Regions from separate parts of the Homo sapiens genome. Here regions 1 and 2 are each linked to region 3. A link is a contact called in ENCODE Hi-C data. All regions are on one chromosome and are shown on one strand. The core of a region is the stretch at or near the end of the contact, and the rest is flanking DNA. Distances in the headings are between cores, read along the strand shown. Region 1 holds the start of ZC3H14 (zinc finger CCCH-type containing 14). Region 2 holds the start of TTC8 (tetratricopeptide repeat domain 8). Region 3 holds the start of SEL1L (SEL1L adaptor subunit of SYVN1 ubiquitin ligase).

Region 1 (3,059 bases), core at 117-2,616, 7.0 Mb before region 3:
AAGATACTGCCACTTACCTTCCAGGATTCTCGTAGGGATTATCCTGAGTTAATACATATACAATAGTTAAGCACAGTACCTGACCCAGAGTAAACACTCAAATTATAAAAGAATAAAGAGACGGAAAAAGCCTTACTGTTTCAGAGAGAGAGGGAAAACATAAAGAGATCGGAAAATAAAACTCACTGAACCATTACAGAAGCAAATGCCAGAAAGCATCAAACATTCACATCCAACATCAGAGTTCTAAAAACAAATGTCAAGAGGAAAGTAACAAGAATAGGAAACTTTAAACAGGCATGGTGGCTCACACCAGTAATCCCCGCACTCCCAGCACCTAGGGAGGCTAAGGTCAGATAATTGCTTGAGCCCAGGAGTTAAGACCAGCCTGGGCAACGTAGCGAGACCCGTCCCTAGAATTTAAAATGAGAGAGAGAGAGAATAGGAAAAACATAAAATAAAATTCGGTCAAACAGAGCCTTAACGGAGGAAACTAAATTTCAAAACACCATAACAGAAGGAGGTTTGGGAGAAAAAAAACAAGGTTGCAAAAAGATGATAAAGAAGTAACCAGGGAGTATAAGATTTGAAGAAGGTAGAAGGGAGTCTCTCCCAATGTCCAAAGTACGGTGAGAAATACGCATTCACTAAAATTCTATTAGCTGCAAACTCTAAATTCTGTAAGACTAACAACCAAAAAAACACTTACCAACATAAGCTCCTAATTCTTGTAATTTCCCCTTAATGGCACTCTGAGAGAAAAAGAGCAAACGTGCATGTGAGAAAGGCGGCTCTAGGAAAACAAGACCGGACTCTGCAGCGGCTGAGGCCACTTTGCTGGTGCGCGCACCTCGGATCCCCCGGGCGGGGGCTGGGAGGAGCCTCGCCTGCACCGCCCCCCACCCCGCACCCCACTCCAGCTCCAGCCCCAGCCCCGCGGCGCCCACCTCCCGCAGCGGATCCAAAGCGGCGCCGTGCGCCGCGGTGGTGGCTCCAGCCGGGCCTGCGCCTGTCCTTCCATTTCCCGGCGGCTACTTCAGCCGCAGCCACGCTCCGAGGCCGCAAATGTCCCCAGGGCCGAGGCGGCCTGGACGAGGAGGAGCCGCAGCCCGCCAGGAGCGTCCAGCGGAGGCCAGGCCGCGGCGTCCACCCGGGCCCACAGTCCCCGTTACTCCTGACAACCGCCCGCTCGCCGAGACCTGGCTTCCCACCCCCGACCGGCACGGGCCTCACCCGGATCTTGCGGCTGATCTCGGTGCCGATCTCCATGGCTCTGCGGCGTGCGGGAACTCAGCACTGCGCGGCGCTTGGCTTACCCGGAGGCTGCCGCGGACTCCTACCCCGCAGCCGGGACACCACCGCCTCCTCCTCCGTTCCGCCCCCGGCCGCGCACACGGCGTATCCCCGCCCCGGCCGGCACTGCGCGCCGGAGTGAACGCGCATGCGCCCGTGTCCGCGCCTGCGCACGCCTTCTACCCGCGAAACCTGTGCTCAGGCAAGGAGGGCGGCGGCGTGCGCGTGCGGGTGGTCTTGCAGCTCCGCCTCCCGGGCACCTCGGGGACCTTTCGTTAGTCTCTCTGCTGGCCCTCCGCTTATTCATTTTATTCTCTCTTGGATGGTAAGAATGAATTAAATGTGTAGCAGAAAGATCTTGGGCTGTGATATGAGACGCGAGTTCAAATCCAGCCCTCACTTACTGTCAGTATGGTATCGGTCCAGGTATTTCAACTTTTCTTACCTGTAAAATGGAGTCTGCCCATTAGAGGTTGCACTGCAATTACCCTTGAAGGGAAAATGGACTATCCAGAGCAACAGAGCCAATCCGTCAACTCTTTGACTCTGCAGTACACTGGCCCTCCTGGGTTTGGTTCTGCCTTCCTTCTTCCAGGGCCACCCGTGGCCTCTCCCCGAGACGAATCCCATCCTCCTGCTTCTCTGAACACCCTCCGTGGGACAACACTTTTGTTCTTAGGACTTAAGTTGTCAACTCTGTGCTGATAATGACCGAATTTTCCATCAGCCTTGAATTCTCACACAAACCCCACTCCCAAATTCTAAGTAACTACTCTTATTTTCTCCCAACTCAGCGCTTAGACAGAAGTCGCCTTCATCTCCCCTTCCTCCACTCAATAGGTTACTACTGTTGATTCCCCTATTTGTATCAATAGCCGAATTCTCCCTATCCCTGATCACAAAACCTGGGAAACAGAGGAAGCACAGAGAGGTCTCCTTTCTCCCTCATATCCACTAATTCCTGAGAGTGGTCTCTGTTATCCATTGCTGCATAACAGATGACCACAAATTTAGCAGCTTAAAACACAAACGTTTATCATCTCATGGTTTCCGTGGGTCAACCTCACTGGGTCCTCTGCTCAGGGTCTCACAAGGCTACAATCGTGTCAGGCAGGCTGTATTCTCATCTGGAGGCTTGACTGAGGAGGAATCTATGTTCAGGCTCATTCAGGTTGTTAGCAAGAATTCATTTCTGGCTGAGTGCGGTGGCTCATGCCTGTAATCCCAGCAGTTTGGGAGGCTTAGGCTGGCGGATCACTTGAGACCAGGAGTTCGTGACCAGCCTGGGCAACATGGCAAAAACATGTCTCTTCAAAAGTACAAAAAATTAGCTGGGCGTGGTGGCATGCACTTCTAGTCTCAGCTAGTTGGGAAGCCGAGAGGGGAGGATTGCTTGAGCCTGGGAGGCAGAGGTTGCAGTGAGCCAAGATCATGCCACTACAGCCTTGATGAGAGAGTGAGACCCTGTCTCAGGAAAAAAAAAAATAATTCATTTCCTTGTGGCTTTATGAGTAAGGACCCAGATTTTTTTCTGGCTATCATCTGGAAGCCACTCTCAAGTCCTAGAGGCTGCCCACAGTTCTTTGCCAAAGGGTTCACTAACATGTCTGTTCACTTACGCCAGTAAAAGCCAGGCACAGTGGCTCATGCCTGTAATTTCAGCTCAGTGAAGTAGAGGTGGGAGGATCACTTGAGACCAGAAGTTTGAGACCAGCCAAGGGCTTTCATTTAATTAAGTTAGGCCCACCCAGGACCTGACCCCAAAA
Region 2 (2,990 bases), core at 331-2,830, 7.3 Mb before region 3:
GGATCACGAGGTCAGGAGTTCGAGACCACCCTGGCTAACACGGTGAAATCCCGTCTCTACTAAAAATACAAAAAAATTAGCCAGGCTTGGTGGCACGTAACTGTAGTCCCAGCTACTCGGTAGTCTGAGGCAGGAGAATCGCTTGAACCTGGGAGGCGGAGGTTGCAGACAGCCGAGATCGCGCCGTGCCACTGCACTCCAGCCTGGGCGACAGAGCGAGACTCCGTCTCAAAAAAAAATAAAAAAAAATAAAAAAAATTTAAAAAAACCTTGGAAAAATGCTTGTCTACAGAAATATAGTCCTATTAATTAATGTGAACTAACAACAGAACCTAGCTTTGTATTACCACTAACGTAGGCTGTTCTAAGAGAGATGTACTATCTGAAAGACAAAATGTTCATCTCAGCAGGTTATCATCCATCATCCATTTGCTGGGAGCTAAGGCAGAGCCTAGTAACAGCATTCACACTCAGGCCTCCGCTTTTGTAACTCCCTTCAATTTTCCATTTTTTCTAACATCTCCAAGGCAACACCACTAGAGGAAAAGCTAGGGAACTAGAACTACGTAGGTATATTCCGCACTTACTAAAAGCACTGACAAACTGCCGCAGCGCTACTTCTGTTCTCCCATTTTCTCCTTTTTTGCCTATTCCAGGAGCCACCTGCCCACCAGAATTGTACCGCTCACGTACATTGTATACTACCTTTTCCACTCGCTATACACATTACTCTAGTTTAAGTTCTCTTTTCATCAATGCCATCATTCCTTCTTGTAAGGAGCCTTTCTTTCCCATTTCTCCCTCCTACAATTAGAGCTTCCCTTGCCTAGGTAATTTTTTAAATAATGAATGTATCTTTCTCCCTCCTAGATTCTCATTCTTCTAATTTGCATATTTGCCTCAAGCTAAACTCATGGCCTCCTTCACTCTTGGACAACAGTCTAAAGATGAGGTGGGAGGATCACATGTTCGATCCAAAAGGAAGAAGGCAGCTATGTTAACAGGAGGTGGAGAGTCACAGATCTTTGTTTATGCATATTTTTTAGAAATTAACAACGCACACGCTGAGAGCTTAAAGCCCATCAATATGCAAGTATAAACGAATTATCAAAGTTCCTCGTCAAGTAAAGTTCAGGGCTCTCATTCTGGGACACGTATAGGGGAGGGGAGGCTGAAAATTGTGAGGAGGGGGCGGTCATGGCACAGAACTTGCTATCCCCGTGGACGTGGCGGACAGCGGACCCGCTAGTCACAGCTCCACAAGGTCTCGCTCCGGGCGCCTCCGAGGGCCGAACGGTCAGCCCCGCCTCGGGCCTTCCTCCCCGGCCTCCCAACCCGGGGCTGGGATATGCCCCAGACCCCGCAGCCTCAGCGTCAGGATGCACAGGCTGACGGGAGCTGGCCGGTACCTGGTCATAAGGGGACTTCTCCAGCATCTGCGTGCATAGATCGGCGCAGAGCTGGAACTTCCTGCGCCTAAAATAGCTCCAGGCCAGGAGCAGCGGCTCCATCTCCGAGCTCATGGCTGCCGGTGCGGCCAGCGAAGGCCCAGCGCTCCAGGAGAGAGGTGGGCGTGGAGTGAAGAGCTGGCGGCGTCCGACTCTGCCCGGCAACCCGCGACGGCTGGGGCCTTGTCCGAGAGGTGCCCGCAGCGCGCCTGAGAACAGGAAAAAGAAAAACAACCGCAAGCAGAACTCGGCTACAGGGCTTGCCTAAACTTGGTTGGAAAAAGATGTCTACTTTTAAAGGCTACAGGTTTCATTGATTTTGAAAAGAAGGCACCGCGGCTAAACAAAAAGGTAGTGAGTTAGACACCTGCCCCTGGGGTCCCCCACCCTCCCAGGAGGCGCAGCTGCCTAGCAACCGAATGCTCTGCCTGCCCTGCAGGTCCGGAAGAGTCCCTGGAGTTGATCTCTGTCTGGTGTCTGTCCTACTTCTTCCATTCGCTCGTTTCCATCCCTTTCGCTTTACCTTCCGATTCTAGAAATACAAACAAGTAAACAGCTTCCACAGTACCATCCACCCATCAAGACCTAAAGTCCTAAATCCTGAAATTGTCCGCTGTTTCTCGAGGTCCTTCCCACCGAATCTCAACATCTGAACTGCAAGTGGTTTGCTTTTACTCATTTTACAGATGAGAAACTGAGATAGACTCAGAGAAGAGAAATTATTAAAATTGCATTGAGTTAGGGAGCTGGAACTGCAATCTGGTTGACTACAAGTTGCTAATACATTTGTTAATTCGACTCACATGGTGATTCCGGATTGTAAATTGGTGACAGTTTTACCAAACTAGATAATGTGTGCAAAATAATAATAATAATAATAATAATAATAATTTTTAAAAGCTTTGTGAAACATCGTCTCCTGGCACTTGCTGTTTGGCAAGGGTTTACTTGTGCAGAGTGATTTCTTCAAACACAATTCTGACTTTTCTCTAGAAATTTGCACAGATGACAAATATGCTTAAAATTGCAATGGTTATGAAAAGAGAGGTGTGACCGGCTAAATCCAGGTAGGCTTTTCTCAAACCACTGGGGTCTGAGAAAACATTAGACATTCTATTTAATCCACATATTTATATTTTTCATAGGTATTAAAATGAAACTTATGCTTCTAAACTAAGAAATTTATTGTTACCTTTTATTCTCTACTAAGCAGTCTTTCTTGAATTGTTGTATTTTGGAAGTCAGTAATTATCAGGATTGTCATTGTTACAGTTAAGTGTATTGTCATTAGTCTATTTGTGTTCTCCTGGAACTGCCGGTAGAAATGTAATCTCCCTAAAGGTCCTAATGAAGCAGCCCATGGTTTCTGAGTGTCAAATTTTTAAGAACGCACATGCCGACAATTGACAATTGGGCTCAATATTTCACAGCGTCTTTTTGTTTTCTGGTACACTGTAAGCAGATTACTATGTAAGTGATTTTCAACCCTACTAGAGAAAGTGAAGCACAGAGAAACCCTTTAAAAGGGTCAGTTTCACAAAT
Region 3 (2,857 bases), core at 303-2,802:
GTTAAAGGGAGAATGATGTCAGTGAGTATGGCTGGAACTCAGGTGCATCATCCAGGTGAGAGAAAATGAAAGCCATTAGGGGAGTTTTCAGTGAGGAAGAGAACAGAGGTACATAATAAAATAAAACAATTTAAAAGTTACATAGTTTAAACTGATAGAACTTGATTATCAATAAGATGAAAAAGAAAGGAAAATATACCAGATTTTACTCTATGATTTATAATCAGAGGAACTCAGAGGGAACATTGTTAGTGACAGAAATGGTGATGTAGCTGAAAAGACAAGTTTTTGGAGGAGATAATTCTTTCCTTCATCTCCTCCGATGTGAATGAGAAACAGTGGTTGGTTTTTTACCATCTTCCTGAAAATAAAAGGCTGTATCTCAAAAAACAAAAAACAAAAAACAAAAAAAAAAAGGAAGGAAGACAAATGCCCAGAAGTGTTAAGACACATGGCCAGCAGAGACTTTTCCAAAGTCCTTCACTTGGCTGGACTAGGTTCTAGGCCTTAGAGCTGACTGTGGGTGGATGACAGGGAAAGCAGAATGACACGGTTTGAGAAAAGAAAGGGCAGGCACACCAAGTCACTGCTCTGCTACTCAGTTGGAACATGCCTGGATTTCGTGCTTATTACATAGAGTATTTCCGTGCCTGCGATGCAATCACTATCACCTCTACCTCCACACACGTGAACCTGGTCTCCTGACTTTAGTTAGGAAAGAAGAGAACAATGCAACTCACAAGAGGAGAAGGATGAGGACAAGTGTTTAAAATAATTTTTCAAAGCTGTTGGCACATTTTCTTTATGATTATTGTCTGGTGAACCTAGTGAAAATAAATACTGTATTGAGATAATCTGTGCCGAGCGGATTTATTTCCTTTTGTTTTGTCGGAGAAAGGAGGACAGGTACTGAGTTGCACCCTGGTTTCCGTACTTCACGGTACTGTTTTATCTAAGTTTTAAAAAACACCTCAAATTCAACTAGCTGTGGCATTTTTCTCAGTGCTCTTATCACTATGCCCAATTTAAATTTTTTAAATAAAACAGGAAAAGATGCTAAACACATTACAAGTTCTTAAAATTATTCCTTAATATTTATTTTGGGTCAATTTAAAAAGGCTTGTGAATCCATAGCCTTGAGTTAATATTTAGCCCAGGTGTTAGTTAAATTCTAACTTCAACAGTCACCCGCACTTGTAAATCTTGCCCTACGATGGACTACGTTTCCCAAGAGCACCCCCCGAGTTAATCACATGAAGCGCATTCTGGGAATTGTAGTCTCGGATGAGCCTCTTTCTCCCAGTCTTGGACTCACGCGCTGATTCCGGTTGAACCCAGGGGCTACCAATTAGCTGGGGCCATGTCCGTGAGTCGTGGTCCAACCGAGAAAGCTGGTGTGGGAGCTTCGTACAATGATTGGCCAATGAATGACCCCCGGGGCGGAGCAATGGGGGTGGGCGGGGAGACCATGGTGATTGGACCAGAAGCCCGCGACGGCGGGCGGGGATTGGCTGCGCGCTGGGTCAGGGAAGCCTGGGAAGGGGCGGAGGAAGGAGACTAGAGCAGGAAGAGCAGCGGCGAGGCGGCGGTGGTGGCTGAGTCCGTGGTGGCAGAGGCGAAGGCGACAGCTCTAGGGGTTGGCACCGGCCCCGAGAGGAGGATGCGGGTCCGGATAGGGCTGACGCTGCTGCTGTGTGCGGTGCTGCTGAGCTTGGCCTCGGCGTCCTCGGGTCAGTATCCGCCCCCTCGGGCTGAAGGCCCAGAGCCTCCGCCCCCCAGCCTCTACAGCCGGCGGGGCCGTGGGGACTCCAGGCTCGGGACCCCGTTCTCCCTGGGCACATCTCGCACTGGGCTGTCACTCGCTCTTTGGCTTTGCTTGGCCTGCGCCAAAGGGGCTATTTAGGAAGGTGGAGTGGGGTGGAAAAAGAAGGGGCGGTCACCCTGCCCACACCTCTCTCCCACGTAACAAACTTTGCGCGACTCTTCTCACGAACGCGGAATTGACTCCAAAGGAATGAATCCTGATACAGGAGCCCGAGTGGAGCTTCCTCGACCCTGGGGTAGAGGAAGGGTCTGGTCTAGAACTCTGGGCTTGGGAATTGTAAGTTAAATAATTGACAAACCTGGAGCTGTCACTTTGGGGCAGAGGAGGATCCATCCAGACCAGGATGTTGACAGTAGTTTGCTTAACACCTGAGATGGTCCCTGGTCTGTCTGTTTAAAAACGAAGACTTTTGATCTCATCGTAGCCACTTTTTACTTTTTTGAAACCTTCCTGAGAAAGCGGTGACCTGTCACAGTGTTTCTGAGTTGCCCCATGTTTGTTGACAGTCATTTTATGATGTTTGGGAAAATCTTGGTTCTTATAAGATGCGTTTTATATAGATACAGAAATTTGTGTGCTTTTGAATTGATTTTCCAGTTAGCTAATGTTTATTCTGGTTCTGCTTTTTTCCCCCTTTTTTAATGTTTTAATCTGCCTACATTTGAAAATTTCCATTTTGAGAGTGTTCATGAAAACTTCGTGTTTCTAAGTGTTGATAAATAAAAATTAGTACAGTAAAACTTTGGAATTTTAATCAGTTTCAGTTAACAGGACAGGTGTTCTGTGGCTTGACGTTTTGGGGGGACAACACGGAGTATAAATGTCAGCTTTTTCTTTTTTTAATAAATGTCAGCTTTTTTTTAACAGAAAATTTCCCAGATGGTTATCTGAATCCCCAAATTACCTGTCCTAGTTGTAAATCAATGCCATAACGTCATTCTGCTTCTAAAATAAGAGGCTTAAACCTAAATTCTATCCATGATGTGGTTTGAGATACCATTTCAAAAGCACCAACCCTATGCTAATTACTTT

What was found. A loop is a pair of places that touch in the nucleus more often than their neighbours do. Pooled maps may share reads with other maps.
Region 1: a pooled map shows a loop between it and region 3 (8-fold over the local background). The contact joins the promoter of ZC3H14 here to the promoter of SEL1L in region 3. A Hi-C loop is called at or near these places in 1 of 168 maps with a recorded cell type or tissue (CD8-positive, alpha-beta T cell), 1 of 37 single-sample maps with no recorded cell type and 9 of 50 pooled maps.
Region 2: a loop to region 3 is called in a map of B cell, with 14 times the contacts of the local background. The contact joins the promoter of TTC8 here to the promoter of SEL1L in region 3. A Hi-C loop is called at or near these places in 3 of 168 maps with a recorded cell type or tissue (B cell, CD8-positive, alpha-beta T cell and naive thymus-derived CD4-positive, alpha-beta T cell) and 5 of 50 pooled maps.

Annotation. Positions count from the first base shown.
Region 1 is chr14:88,561,344-88,564,402 of GRCh38, reverse strand. ZC3H14 (zinc finger CCCH-type containing 14) reads right to left here and starts at 1,366. Exons shown (of 17, transcript NM_024824.5): 1 at 1,234-1,366; 2 at 710-752. The coding sequence starts at 1,269. RefSeq lists a silencer at 868-1,577.
Region 2 is chr14:88,823,241-88,826,230 of GRCh38, reverse strand. It overlaps TTC8 (tetratricopeptide repeat domain 8), which reads right to left and starts at 1,580. Exons shown (of 15, transcript NM_144596.4): 1 at 1,410-1,580. The coding sequence starts at 1,523. RefSeq lists an enhancer at 1,569-1,928.
Region 3 is chr14:81,532,548-81,535,404 of GRCh38, reverse strand. It overlaps SEL1L (SEL1L adaptor subunit of SYVN1 ubiquitin ligase), which reads left to right and starts at 1,552. Exons shown (of 21, transcript NM_005065.6): 1 at 1,552-1,730. The coding sequence starts at 1,661. RefSeq lists a silencer at 1,429-1,548 and an enhancer at 1,265-1,764.